Linked DNA regions of Mus musculus: regions 2 and 3 are each linked to region 1. A link is a loop called in an ENCODE intact Hi-C map of the cell type or tissue named here. Cell type or tissue: gastrocnemius. All regions are shown on one strand. Region 1 has its middle 26 kb from the start of 1700016C15Rik. Region 2 overlaps Akt3 (thymoma viral proto-oncogene 3). Region 3 holds the start of Adss (adenylosuccinate synthetase, non muscle).

The links. A loop is a pair of places that touch in the nucleus more often than their neighbours do. Peaks named below come from ENCODE experiments on the same cell type or tissue, not always from the same donor. Only the 100,000 strongest peaks of a DNase experiment are listed, where the experiment ranks them.
Region 2: a loop joins it to region 1, with 5 times the contacts of the local background. A loop is called at or near these places in 7 of 42 quality-filtered maps.
Region 3: it touches region 1 in a loop (4-fold over the local background); 5 of 42 quality-filtered maps call a loop at or near these places.

The regions. Positions count from the first base shown.
Region 1 is chr1:177,700,869-177,705,868 of GRCm38, forward strand. No RefSeq gene overlaps it. Among named protein-coding and RNA genes, the nearest start is that of 1700016C15Rik, 26 kb to the right of the region's middle. In gastrocnemius, CTCF peaks have their summits at 2,180 (motif pointing left) and 4,513 (motif pointing right); DNase peaks (open chromatin) are centred at 1,810 and 2,171; H3K4me3 peaks cover 813 bases; H3K27ac peaks cover 386 bases.
Region 2 is chr1:177,186,064-177,191,063 of GRCm38, forward strand. The region is part of intron 1 of Akt3 (thymoma viral proto-oncogene 3); the gene reads right to left. Among named protein-coding and RNA genes, the nearest start is that of Akt3, 60 kb to the right of the region's middle. In gastrocnemius, a CTCF peak has its summit at 2,924 (motif pointing left); a DNase peak (open chromatin) is centred at 2,846.
Region 3 is chr1:177,794,531-177,799,530 of GRCm38, forward strand. It overlaps Adss (adenylosuccinate synthetase, non muscle), which reads right to left and starts at 1,979. Exons shown (of 13, transcript NM_007422.3): 1 at 1,682-1,979. The coding sequence starts at 1,864. In gastrocnemius, a CTCF peak has its summit at 3,024 (motif pointing right); DNase peaks (open chromatin) are centred at 1,518, 2,163 and 3,048; H3K4me3 peaks cover 2,703 bases; H3K27ac peaks cover 2,986 bases.

The DNA of each region.
Region 1 (5,000 bases):
CTCACCAAAGGGACAAACACAGGCACAGTTTGCTGCCTGAGTATCTGCCGGTGGTGACTGATCTAGTGCCATGAGAGGTCCATTGATCCCTCTTGACCTATCACCTCAGAAGGGAACCCCAGGGTAGACGAGAGCATGGGGAAAGAACATGTCTCAGGACTCTGGGGTCTGTTGAAGCCTCCAGTCCCTGAGAATGGAGACTTTTAGCATGGGGACTGGAGGACAAAACACTGGAGTTTGGGTCCCAGAGTCCACCTGTAACCCTAGTGCTCAGGAGGTCGTCGAGACTCACACAACAGAGGTGCTAGGAACCAAACTCTAAGAGCAGCAGGAAACCTTAACTGCTGAGCCACCTCTACAGCTCCTGCTACTTCTTTTATATAGATATAGACAATAAAGCTGTTTTCTATACAGTTACTCAAATAAGGATGTTAAGGTAGCAATAAACCATGCTTAAGGCTGAGAACCTATGACCTTAGTATGACGTTTCTCCTTTCCCAGAGGTTTCCTGAGAATCTCACAAACCAGTAACTTTTGCTAACAGTGAGAGCATCTTCATTTTCCATGCAAGCCTGGGACTCAGGGTGTCACCCTGTCAGCTGTAATCTTGTTCATGTCCTCCAGGAACTCACTACCCACCAAAACTCTGGATATGGCCGTTGTAAAGTAAAACTGAGCTCCATTTATCTATCTATCTATCTATCTATCTATCTATCTATCTATCTATCTATCTATTTACACTCCAGCTTTTATCCCCCCCACCCCCGAGCGCCCTCTTGAGACACTCACATTCCAGTGGGCCATATACTTTCCTCCTCTTATAAACCCCAGCTCGGAGACATATCTGCTCTGCATGAAATCTTTTTTACAGCGAAATCAATAGTACTGCCTCACCTGTGTGCAGAGCTCTGAAAAGAACTCCGGAGGCCTGGCGGCAGGACGTGGTGGCTCACTCCTCAAATCCCAGCCCTCAGGAGGCAGAAGCAGGAGATGACTGTAAATTCAAGGCCCGCCTGGTATACACAGAAAGCTTCAAGTCAGTCAAGGCTCTACAGTGAGGCTCTGTGTGAAAAAGAACACCATGGCTGCTGCAAGCAACAACATAGACATATACATGCCTCCTGTTCCCTAACCACTGATGACATCACCACCTCAGGCCTGTCACACAGGGACCCAAATTTAGACATGAGCTTTGGAGGGGACATCCTTATGTGGGCAGCATCGGAATCATGAGGGCATATGATATACAGTATACAGGGGTGTGACATGAGACAGGACTGAATACCCCAGCTTAGGGATGGAGACAGGGGACCGGCTGCTCATCTTAGCCTACACATTGAGACATTACTCTTAGAAATAGGAAAAAGGGGCAGGGTGAATAAGTAATTGTTGCAAGTAATAAGAAAGCTATTTCCTAATCTTAAAGTGACAAGTGTTAGGCAAGCCCAGTTTTACTAAGGTCTTGAGTTCGTTTGATAGTGAAACTTCCCAAAATGCTAAGGAAGATGGCTACCACATCTTCAGCATGCAGGGGCAGACGACAGCCCAACCGACCCTGTTCCCCCCTTAGTCTGACATCTTGCATGGAGGATAAGACTTTACTAAATCCTCTCCAAGTTCCAAGGGATCCTGTGAGAAGGGGGCTTTCACAGGGTCACACAGAGTTCTATGCTCTGTCCCTGAAGCCATCTAAGAACTGCAATGAGCCACAGTAGCCCCTGTGTGGCAGCCTGGCGTCAGGTCATGATTGAGAGTAAAGTTCTCCTTGCTTCCCTCTGTGGTTTTATACCCTGGGCAATGAACCAAGGGGAGCCCAGGAGCTTCTGCGAGGCGTTGCAGCTCCCACCCGCAGTGGCCCCTCTACAAAGGCCATGTCAGCGACTGATGCCTGCAGGGGCTCCTTCCTCGCCACCACCTCACTTGCTTCCGTTCTTCCCTAAGTCGCTCCATCTCTTCTCTTTCCAACTAGCCTGTCTTCCCACCCTTTGCTGACTCCGAAAAATGTGGGTCTCCACTCGGGCAGCAAACCACAAGAAGCCTCGAGTCTGCCTGGGCACAGAAGAAAGATCTCTTGGAAGAGTCCCTTGAGCACTAGTTTCTCAAATTAACAGGGTGGGAGAGAAACGAATCCGAGCAGCAGTGGCGGCAGAAAATGGGACATTGCTGCCACCTAGAGGCAACCAGCCTCAAATTCAGAAACTCTGGACCAGCCCAAGCTTGCTTGAAAGCCCTCCCTTGGGAGCCAGACAAGTCAGTAATGAAATTTCCAGGACGAGCAGGAGGCATCCCTGTCTCTCATCCAGCCATCGAATCTGTGGCTACAACAGTCTACAACAGACTTGAGAGTCAGTAGCTCTGTAAGGAAAGATGACTCGGAGACAAAGGGATGCATTTGACACAGGGACGAGAGAGAGGAGAGAGAGAGAGAGAGAGAGAGAGAGAGAGAGAGAGAGAGAGAGAGAGAGAGAGAGAGAGAGATTGTCTTGGGATTGTCAGAGCCTGCCCTGCTGGTCTGCACAGGTTTTCCCCTAATGGCCCTGGGATTCACAATACTCCAAGGAGCAAATGAATAGGGAAAATAGAAACCTCTATGAGGATGGCTTTGGCCTTCCTCTGAGTCCCCAGTCACTTCTGCCAGCAGCCGCTAGAGAACAGGATTTAAGTATTCATTGTTGTAATATTACATAATTTGTTTCTCTCTCCTTCCAAAAATGGAGTACGCTGAGCAGTTTTCCCTGAGTCACTGAGTCATGGAAAGTTTACCATTAGTTCTGCTTCCTTCCTAATGACTAACACTTTCTTAAGAAAGTTTTCAAAGATGGATAGATGACTCAGCAGGTGAAGGTGCTTGTGGCACAAGCCTGACTAAGTTCAGTCCCCAGAACCCCCTTAAAGGTGGAAGAATATGACCGCTGGCACACTCTACAGGGCTAAGGAGCAATATGTGTAATACATCTATAAGATTCCAAATGAAAAACACACTGTATTCATGCTATAGATTTCCAAGCCTTCTTGGATAATACCCAGTAAAAGCACAGTACAGCATGCAGATAGAAGATCTCCAGGAGACAGGTGTAAAACCCTACTTTGACACATAGGTGGGTCTTTTTAAACCAGGCCCTTCCTTCAGACTGGGGTTTGATCCCTGCAGACTTGCAGGGCAGCTGCACATTTTCCAGCCTTCTGGACTGTATACATTTCTGATCTTTTCCTCTGGGTCCTGCACATCCTGTCTCCATAGGATGCTGCTTTCTCTGCCTCTCAGAGCCTCAGTAGCAATGCACCCTCTCTTTCTCCTGGGGTTCTCACCCAGAGTACCCAATCATAACCCAGGGGAGTGTTCAGATAGAAAAAAACAAAACAAAACAAAACACCAGGATTCCTATGAGTCGGTGAGAGAGCAAGCTTGGAAACAATTATCACTAAGAAATTTCTTGTGACAGATTCAAGAAACAGGAAGCAGTGGGGTAAAGGGAGAGGTGTTTGACTGGGTCTGTTCTCTGGCAGGAACAGGAGAGGGCAGGGACAGCTTAGGACTGAATAGTGGCAATGGCATCAGCAGGCTCTGGGTTGTATGGGTGATTCCTAGCTGTCCAATTCCTGTGGCCTGGGATGGTTTAGGGCACACTGACCTGATGTGTTAAGGTGTGATAAAGGAGATGGTTCAGGGCTCTGGATTGGCTGATTTAGGCATCAAGGCTGTGCTACCAGGGAGCTTCACTGTCTCTAAACATTAGCTTCCTCTGTACTCTCTGCAGGTTAAAGCTTCAAAGGACAGATCATGGAGAATACAGGGGGGAGGGGACTGAGGAGATGGCTTAGTCAGTAAAGTCCCTGCAACACAAACTTAGAGACCTGAGTTCAGATACCCAGCATCCAAGTAAAAGCCAATCCCCATCCCCCATGTTATAAATCGGGTGTAGCAGTGCAAACCTGTAATCCCAGCTCAGAGAGCAGTGGGAGGCAGGAGGAGCCCTGGAGCGTGGTAGGCAAATCAGTGAACTCTAGGTTCAGTGAGCTCTAAGTTCAGTAAGTGATTCTACAGTGAGAGAGAGAGAGAGAGAGAGAGAGAGAGAGAGAGAGAGAGAGAGTAAGACACTTGCTATTGTACCTCTAGTCTCCATATGCTCACGTGTATGTGGACACACACACACATACTACACACGTGCGCATACAAAATGTACATACACACAGAAAAATGCAAGACATGAAATAGCTCATTAGGACCAAAACCACAAGAGACAGAGACCGAGAGAAAGACAGAGAATTAAAGCCACTAAACCCCTTAAAATTAAGAAAAAAATATATAATCAGCACAGCCCCCACCACTGACCTACCCCACTCTATGATTTATTCCCTCACCCCAGGCCTACCTGCACTGTGCTGGCTCTTGAAAGATGACGTTGGCTTGATCTCACAACTCCTTAGAGGCTATGTAGCCCCTTCTCTTTCTCTGAAGGTCCAGCTCTTCCCCCTTGAGCTATAGTATGTAATTATCTGCCTAATGCTCAAGGGGGCAGAAGAGGGCAGTTCCTGACTAAGGTGCCTGTTGTCTTCAGAAACATGGCTACTGCAGTATCTTCTTAACCAGCAGGTAGATGCTAACTGCTAACGTAGAGAGTTGATTTTTCTGTCTTAGGAAGTTGCAGGGAATTGGGATTTTGAAGTCCCATGTGCTCATCTCCAGATTCCATCCTTACATAGCCAGAGCCTAGACCAGGGAATGGCTCACCTACCCAGGTTGAGAGCTCAACTCCTTTAAGAATTCTCATTTTAGGTAAAATGAGCTTTACCCCAAACTTTGTCTGCTTTCTAGCTACTACAAATGGGAATTCCTTTTATCCAGCCCTGGCTTTCACACCGAGCTTGGAATTTGTGCAACGGCATCAATTGTCTGGTCCAACAGTCACCAAATCCCATCACCTTAATTCCCAGTCCAGGCCACGTTTCCCTAGGGCCTAATGCACTTCCTCTCTCTGCTACTGCATTTCCTCCCACTG
Region 2 (5,000 bases), 510 kb before region 1:
TCATTTTAGAAAGCAAACAACAGATAAGTATTCTTCCAGGGTCACAAAACTAGCTGGTAATGGGGAATATTAGTACCTCAAAACTCTAGAATGAGAATTATTCTTTTTTAGAGAGTCTTCTGTCCGTTTAACCTTTGGCTCTAAAAATGCAAGTTTTACCATACAAAAAATGTACTATATTGTGTTTTTAATTTTAAATTCAATTAAATCAAGATGTAGCTATTATATTAAGCAAGCATGCAGCACCAATTATATCATATCCTACTTAGCTGATAAATGAAAATGGATTCCATATTTAGATTTCAATAAACATGTTTATCTTGAGAAATAGTTTTCATGTAAGTAAGACTAAAGCAAACCTATATTTGATTTTTAAAAAGAACTAAAGTTAAAATAAATAAATTCAAAGAAAACTTGTCAACCAGTTTGTTAAGTTACTAGGTCAATAATTTCTATTATCTGTATTAGACATATTCTCACTTTTATTCATAGAGAACGAAGTATAAGAGACGAAAAATTCCAAAATTTGAAGTAGTAGGTCAGAGGCAGAAGTGTGGGTTGAACCTCTGGCTTGGGTTTATAGTAAACTACTAGCATACTCTCCATGAAGATGAGGTACCATACCATTTCTGCATATTTGATTTTTTTTTTTTGGACTGTCAACAGTTTGATTTGGTTTTGTAAAAATATGAGAAGTTTATCAGAACAGTGGAGAGGGTGCTCTTTCCCTTGACTGTGTCAGTAAACTTTGTGAATATGCTTAATGTTAAAGTGAAAATGAGCCAGAGAACAGTGACAAAGCAGCATCTGAAATCTCGCCCTGTGTTTTACCTCTGGAGACTTCTTTGTCATGAGGAGTCTGAACATGAGGTGAAGTGAGCCAGTATAGGACAGGAACTATAGCAAGCTGCCATGCTGAGTTAAACAACAATCATCAAAAGGGGCTTCGGGAGTTCACCAGCTGCAAAGTTTTTGTGTTAAGACTATAAGTGCACTGGGAGGATAGGAGGCCCTAAATAATAATGTCAAAGGGGTTTTTACATTCCCAGGAAGCCATTTCAAGCAAGCAAGCAAGCAAGCAAGCAAACAAACAAACAAACAACAAAAAGAAATCTAGATTTGTTCCTAATAAAGGTGAAAGCCCTTAGAGATGAGAGACAGAGGACATAGACAGCTAGTACTATCTAACTCACTGCTCCTGGCACAACAAGGACAAATACTGTAAAAAGGAAGATATAATAGTTTAACTGTAAAATTCTAAAGAAATAAAACGAATACTTTTTCCTTGTTAAAAAAAAAAACAATAACAAAAACGTCATTTTGAAAGTTACATGGCAAGATGAATTTAAGGCTAAAAAGATATTAGAATAATTTCAAGAGTTAATTTAAAAAGCACTTTCACATCTTATTTACCAATACTGAGTATTGATATAGAAAATGCTCTTTTAAAATCAGAATCATAGATTTCATAATGACTGCTTCAACACAATTTTACAGAAGCAGAATTCAGAGCGCTGGTGGGAAAGTTCAACTGGCTTTTGTCCTGTTGCTTTACCATTACACTCTCATAGCTCAACCAGTGCAGCAAGCTCACAGTCAGTCCCAAAGGCAAAATCATCTCCACCAACCCAGAGAAAATGAAGAGCTTAAAGGAGGATATCTCCATAGAGCACAATACTAAACTAGTACCTAGAATTTTGTCCTAACACACAATTTACAATTAAGTTCCTAATCAGCGAGTATAATAAGCAATTTTATGTTGAATATCAAAGGTATCTTCAGTCTATTTTCAGCTCAGTTACTCTAAAGAAGGTATGTTTTTCTTTCCTTGTGTCTTACCAATCTCTGCCACAGAGTCTGTACTTGTGCAAAGGGCTTTCCTGATAAACTAAACCTACTAAAACTTAAGAGAGATAGTATAAGATGCCTTACTTACAACAAGGAATGTTGTTTTGCTAACACACCTAAAAATTATTTAATATAGTAACAGATCACAATTTCTTACGTAACTGTGATATCTTACCAATAAAAAGAGGACTGTAAGGAAACAATGAAATATATCATTAGGTAAATCACAGGCAAAAACCTGTGACAGTTTATTTTCTACCATATACTCTGCAATTCAGCAATTCTAGTAGTGTAAAATAATTTTATAACTACTCTCTATCAAAGGGAAAATATTAATAAGCAGAAAAGAACAACATAAATGTATTTTATAATCTACATAGTGTACCTGAATACTGTTATTCTGGAGATATATTAATACTTGCTTTTGTGTATTTTTATATTTGAAAATAATCATATTGCAAAGCTTTCCAAATAGTTCGAGACTTTGAAAGAAGCAGCTGAAAAAAGTTGTGGGTAGGTGACAAATCTGACATACTTTCTAAACATCACTCCTTTAGTTTTATTAGTGTTTGTTCTACTAGAAAATTGAGAGAATTCAAGTTTTACATTTGCAGGCTTAGTGTCAACATGCTTAATCATGACCACTTACAAATAAACACTTTTGTTAGTACCAATAAACAGCTATTACTCCATGTAAAACCATAAAAAATTTAGCAAACAAATAATTAAATATTGAGAGAAAATATCTTTATAGATTTTCATGCATAATTTTAAACTTTTTAAAGTACACAGGTCAAAAAAATTAATGTGATTAACACAGTAAAACAAAAAAAAAATCAACATAAAGACAGCATTTAATCATACAAAATATCCAGATTTAATGGTTTGCTTTGTTATAAAGACACTATCCTCTCCAAAGCAGCTGTTTGACTAAAACGCCCGCATGAGAAACTGAGTAGAACAGTCCTTACAGGCCACCAGGGGTATCTGCGCACACTGTACTTGTCTGATTTTCAACACCCTGCCTCTTAAGTCCAGGCTGCACTTAACCATATGAGTCAGAGTGACATCTAGTGGTAAATTGGCAACTGGTAGTACATTACTTGCAGATAGAGCAATGTTGTTCATTATGTATTCTACTTTGATATTTTAAGCATTCCTATTTCTTCATGAATTCTAAACTTCTGCTTCATTTTCTCAACACCTCTAGTATTCTGTTTTCTCTTTATTTTTTCAAGCTTTATGTTTTTTTCCATTTATCTAGTTCTGTACAGAATCTAGGATCAACCCATATTTTATAATTTACCTTTTCTTTCACTGTACACATTTTATCATTCTCTGCCCTATTTCATAAACTATTTTCTGTATATTTCTTCTGAAGGTAACTCTATTAAGTCATGAAACCTAAGCCAAATGAGTCTACTGTAATTCATGCAACTCTGGTAAATTGTTTATCATTTCTAGTTGACACAATACAATTATTATCTTCTCCCCCATACTTCATCCTCCTTAACTATTAGGAAACAAGGGCAATGTTTATAAATAAATGTAGGTAACGTCAAGGTTCAAGGTCTCAGCTCACTGTTTGAAAGCCTATTCAGAATACATCTTTGCCTAGATCAAAGGCCATTTCAAGAGCTAGCGCCCTTTCAGGTATCCAGTTTTTTTTTTTTTCTTTCTCTAAATTTACTTGTATCTTTTTTTCTTGAATATTCAAAATTTCCCTCTGTATCTGGATGCCTGCTCCATAATCTATGAACATGTTCAACATGTTTCCACCTCAAAAAATCTCTCTGAACTACTGCAATCTACTTTCTTTCCTCTTACCAAAATCAGTGCAAAGATGAATCTATGCTTTTACCATTTCTTTAATACTCCTTCTTTCTTGAATCACTGACAATTTTCTTTTTATCACTACAATTTAATTGACAATGATTGGTTAGAAGTTACCAATAAACTTATCATTAGTGTTCTCTTTACACTCTTCTCAAATTGAGATGTTTTCTTTCTCTCTTGGCTTTGAAAGTGCACAGTAATTGTTCCTGTTCTTTCTAGCTCCTTTAAGACTCCTCTGCCTTAGCCAGGCGTGGTGGCGCACGCCTTTAATCCCAGCACTCAGGAGGCAGAGGCAAGTGGATCTCTGAGTTCGAGGCCAGCCTGGTCTACAAAGTGAGTTCCAGGACAGCCAGGGCTATACAGAGAAACCCTGTCTCGAAAAACAAAAAAAAAACAAGAAACAAAAAAAGACTCCTCTGCCTTCTCCTTACATAGCCTGAATCAAATATAGTATCCATACATACTTTAGTAAACTACAGGTGATGCCTTTTTTAAAGAAAGTAGCTCATTTAGCGCGTGACACTTAATTTCCCTATCCATTTAGCCCAAATTTATAGTCTGCAAACTTCTTAGTCCTCTTATTACCTTCCCCAAACTCTCCTATACACGCATAGTATTTCAGAAGCAGAGCAAGCCTACTGTCCTTATTTTCCAAATCTTGCTATTCCTTGAAAATCCTGACTTTGAACACACTACTCTCTATAGAGTAGAGACAAGGACAAGGAAACAGCTCAAGCAGTAACAAAGCTGTTTTATGGAATCTCCAGAGGTTATGTGGCCCCAGAAACTTCAGCTCTAGTATTACGTAATAAACTGACTTTGATTAGTCAATCTACAATTCACCCAACCAACCCTTCACTAACTCCAGTGAAGACAGGTGTCTGCTTAGCCTATCACAGTTGAGATGACTTGGTACTGTGTATAGGTCTGAAAAAAAAAACTTTTTGGATGTTTTTTAAAAGATTTAACATGACTGAAGATATCTTTTACCTTAGGTACAATACCAATAATCACTGGTTGACACATTATTAACAGATCTGGAAAATATAAAAACATAAATAACTGAATACATCTAAAATTGAGCATTTATGCAATGAGAGGTAAAGTGTTATGACACAGACATTTTAAAGGTTCTGAAACAACAATTCAACTTTGGTAACCATGAACTGTGCTTTCTAAACAGCTTTGACACTGAAATGAACAGTCTTTTTATTTGATGACACTAAGTAAGACTTTCTTGTGATCGATACTATAAATGTTACAGAAATTTTACACTACCCACATTCCTTATCTAAATTTCATAAAGTGATAGATCT
Region 3 (5,000 bases), 94 kb after region 1:
AGGAAGATAGATGCTTAAAGTCTATTCTTTACCTTCTTACAGCTAATGAGATTAGTAAAAATTCTAAAGCACACAAGAACAAAATGTAAGGACTATGTAAGTAGTAAGGAGTTTATAAGAGTGAGAAGTCTGACCATTTACTTCTCGGCTGGCCTCCTCCTCAATCTTTCCTCTGGGGATTCCAGAGTCATCAGATCAGACTGATACATGACCTCCCTCAAGAACACTTTCTTGGTAACATAGTAACACCGACAGTCTACAAACTGATTCTATAACTTTTTAAAGGTCTATTATTTTGAAACCCTTTTAGAGAAGTGCCACAACGGCTTTGTACAACCACACACTACTCCTCGACGCAGCTGGACCTGTGCACATTTTCAAGTAAAAAAGCAAGCAGTCCTCAAGTCCATCCTTCTGCCCCGCAAGAGTTTAGGCGCTTTGCTAAATCTTCAGCCCAGCTACCAGATCTGATTTTAAAAGTGAAAGGTGAAGGCTGGGCTTTGGATCACCTCCTAGGCGAGTCAGATTCCAGGCCAACACCTGTGAGAGCACCATTAAATATGCATGTTGCCAGACAAGCTGCTGGAAGAGAAAGAACCTGTGAAAGAACCCTGTGAATTGAAGAATGGTGGTAAAGCGGCAGTTGGAGCAATAGGGCTCCACACACAGTAAAAAGATGACCCAAGTCAAAGCACCTGGCCTTTTACAGGCCGGTTTCTTCATACGTTTCAATTTTAGGTAAAAAAGCTTTCCACGATTAGCCTAGACCACAAGGCACCCCCACACAAAACCATGTACCTTCAGGGAGAAAAAAATTCTTACAATCTAAATACGCCACCATTAACTTCCAACACTGCACCTTGTTTTGAATGTGGGAACTGCTCATTTATTTTGAATTCTGAAACGGGGATGATAGTTTTCTGAGAGCCTTTTTCAAAGGCCTACCCTCTAGGCTGCTTCAAAGCAAATGACTAATAAGAAAAAAAAAAAAAAAAAAAAAAAAAACTAACACTAAAACCCACGTGTCTCCGGGTAGGAAACACTGGATTTCCTGAAAGTCAACTTTTTATATTACCGAAGCATTGTAAACATTTCTAAATTATCCGACTTGAAATCTCCGTATTTAGTTGCCTCACACTCACTTTTCAACTTACTGGGGATTCCTTAAGGACCGGTGAGTAATAAAAACAGATCTCCCCTTAATAGTAGTCTATGAAATACGAGTTAAAAACAAAAAACAAACAAAAGCACCGGAGGGCCCCAAACAGTCTCATCGCCCCGTAGCGGATTCTGCTATCAACAAAGTGGACCGATGGAGGCGAGGTTCTGCGTGCCTAAGCCTGTAGGTAATGCAGTGCTGAATCTCGATTTCAGGGAAATTGGGGAAAAGGACCCTTCCTAGTCCGCGCCGGCGGGTGGGCCTGGCCGGGTCTAGCCAGAGTCCCGAGCAGGCCTCGGGCGGAAGCTCCCTCAACTCTGCCCGCGGCGCACCGCCAGCCCAGTCCCCAGACCCCGAAATGCAGCTCCAACATCGCGCATCTTCCAGGTTCCTCCAGAGTCACCCGGAGCGTCACCGGAGACTCCAGGGCAGGGGTTCCCCGCAGCTCCCAGCCCGAGGGACGCACCTCAAGGTGACACCTCACCGCGCCGGCCGTCCCAGAAAGGGCCCGGCTTCCCTCACCTGGCAGCGGCACACGATGTCGGCGTCCTGCGCCAGTAGATCCACCACCTTCCCTTTGCCCTCGTCGCCCCACTGCGCTCCCAGCACCACAGTCACCCGGTTCCCTCCGGACCGCGCCCTGGGGCGGCCACAGTCGCCGTTGGGCAGGGAGGTGGCCGCCGGGCTGCTCTCGGAGATCGACATGGCTCCCGGCAGGGCAGAAGAGCCTTAAGGAGACGGGGCAGGAGAACGGAACGTGAACCCAACTGCTGCGCCGCCACCAGCCACATGCGGAGGAAGAAGGAGCCAGAGGCCGGCCCCGCCCCCGCCCCGAGGGCCGCCACCCTCTCTCCAGGCCCCGCCCCGCGCTCCGCCGCCCGCCCGCTCAGGGCGGGACCACACTTGGCGCAGGCCGAAGCCTCTGCGCGGCCCGCAGGCGCCACGGCCTCAACTGCCGCCACCCCAGGGCGGAGGCCACACCCCATCCCCGGCTTGGCGCGCTGCTCCGGGGAGAACCGCGCGAGAGCGGAGGCCAGGGGGCGGGGCTAACGGAGAGTTCCGCCCTCTGTGCCCGCCCACCAGCCTCTGGCCTTTCAAACTCGCGGTAGGGAAGGGGGTGAAAGAGTGTGGAACTACAATTCCCAGCATGCAATGCTCTGTGAGATGGCCAAGGCATGGCACCACAGTGTCAGGGTTGGCTGGTTTCGGTCTCTAAAAGCCAATTTGGTTTTCTGTGTCTAAACACTTGGGTATCTTAAAGAATGAAATACCCTTACAAAATGTAAACTGGGATTTAAAAATATGTGGAGGCTGGAGTGGAGCCGAATAAATTTAGAACTGAAAAGGGACTAAAAGTGCAAACTAAAAGCAGTAAAAATGAAATCTAGAGATAGCATCCTAACTCTTCCCATTTTTACAGTATCTGGGGCACAAAGATGAGTCAATTGCCTATGTCATATCCGAATGTACCTGGGTTATTTGATCCCCACAACCTTAAAGTTTACAATATTTTGTAAAATACGTTCGTTCTACAAAACAATTTCTCTTCTCCCATTTTTTCTCTGTTGAAGTGTTGGAGATCAAATTCAGAACCTTGTAATTTGATGCGAATACTGTACCACTGAGTTATTCGCCCCCCAGACCTTCGAACTCTTAAATAGCTTATCAGTTCCTCTCATGGGCGTTAAAATGGTACTTTGGACAGTTTGCAGATTGAGTAAGCCTAGGTGCTTCTCAGTGTTTTAATTGTAACTGATTACAGAGTGTGCCTATTGTCTATCTAATGTGGGTTTATCTATGTATTTATTTACTTATTTATATTATTTGTGTGTGAGAGGTCACATACCATGTTGTGTGTCTGTCTGTCTGTCTGAAGGCCAGCAGAGGGCCTCAGATCCCTGGGAGTCAGAGCAACAGGTGGTCGTGAGACATCTGAAAATACAGCTGTTCTCAACCTATGAGTTGAGACCCCCTTAGGGAGTCAATCAACCCTTTCACAGGGACTGCATATCAGATGTCATATCTGTTAGGTATTTACATTATGATTCACAACAATAGCAAAATTACAGTTATAAAATAGCAGTGAAGTAATTGTATAGTTGGGGGATGGGGCAACCACAACCTGAGGAACTGTATTAAAGGGTCACAGCATTAGGAAAGTTGAGAACCACTGAGACAACAGGTGCTAAAGAGGGAATCCAGATGCTCTGGAAGAGCAGCACGTGCTCCTAACTACTGAGCTGCCTCTCCAGCCCTGATCTAATGTTCTCACTGCAACCCAAACTGTGACATTAAATTTTGGTAAAGGAAATAATTGCTTTGAAAAAAGACTAATAATAAAGAATGTAGCTCATTGCTTGCTAGCACATGTAAGACCTAGGATTTAATACTCACCATTACAAACAAATCCATATGGCATAGAATCATATCCTGTGTGCTGTCTCCCAGTGTCCTGATCACCGAGCATCTATAAAGTCCAGTTTTACATTGCATAGTTCTCCTACTCATATACTAATCAGACCAGTCTCTGCTTGAATTCTATGGTGGGCAGGGTTTCAGGTGTGATTATAATAGGAGTACTTACTGTACCAGTACTGGTCTTATCATTAAGTACGGAGAATCTATGCTATACTAAGACCTCTGAGCACAGGTAACACAGTGAATCAAGATCACCAGTTGGGACATGAACGGTGATCTACTACTTCTGTTCTCCTGGTCCTGACTTCTCCCCCCCCCCCCCTTGGTAGCCATTTTAAAAGTCTCTCCACTTTGGTTAAACCATGCCAACTGCCTTGAAACCACAGGAGTCAGCAATAGAGAACTGAGGTCATTTGTTTTTCTGGATTCTTGCCACAAGTCTCTAGAGCCTGATAGTGCCTGGCCATCCAGAGTACTTCTTAATCATCCCACATGCTTGACTACTCATTTGGGAGTCCTTGCTAAGGCCAATTTGAGGGCCAAAAGAGGAAACCTATCAACATTCCCCTTGTTGTGACCATAAAAAAGAGAAAGAGCTATAAGAATATGTTCTGGCAGGGTGTGGAGGAAGGGGGTTATTCAGTGGGCCCAGGTGGAGGCATCCCTTCCCCCTGAGGAACCAGACACACACCACTATAGTATAGAATAGAGTTTATTCAGGGCATGGGGGGGGGGGTTTTAAGAGGGTAGTAGAGGCAGAGAGAGGCAGAGAGAAGGAGAGAGTAGAGACGTAGTGGCCGGTCATAGCCACGTGGAGAGAGGAGGGGGAGGGAATTGGAGAGAAGGGGCACAAGGGACAAGAGAGAAGCAAGAGAGCAAAAGGGTAAGAGAGAGAGAAGGGGCCAAGCAGCCCCTTTTATACTGGGCCAAGCCTACCTGGCTGCTGCCAAGAACTATGAGGTGGAGTTTAGACAGAATATCAACACCCCTGCCCACCTACTCTGTGATGGTTTGTATATGCTGGGCCCTGGGAGTGGTCTGTTCACAGCAGTAAAACCCAAACTAAGACAGAGGTTGCTACCAGGAGTCAGGTATTATTGTGATAGGCCTGACCATGCTTTTGTTTGGAAGAATGTGGATTTTGGGACTTAGGATTTGGAAAGCAGTGGGATGCTTTAAATGGAGCTTAATGGAACATCCTAGTAGGAATATGGAAGATTTTGTTACTGAGAATGAATTGAATTGTGCAGACCTGGCCCAAGAGGTTTCAGTAAGAATTTCAATATGTGGACTAGAGACTGTTTTGTGGTATTTTGGTCAAGAATGTGGCTACTTTTTGCCTTTGTCTGAAGGATCTGCCTGAGGCTAAAGTGAAGAATCTCAGATTCATTGCATTCAGATAAAGGAAGTCTCAGAAACTCCC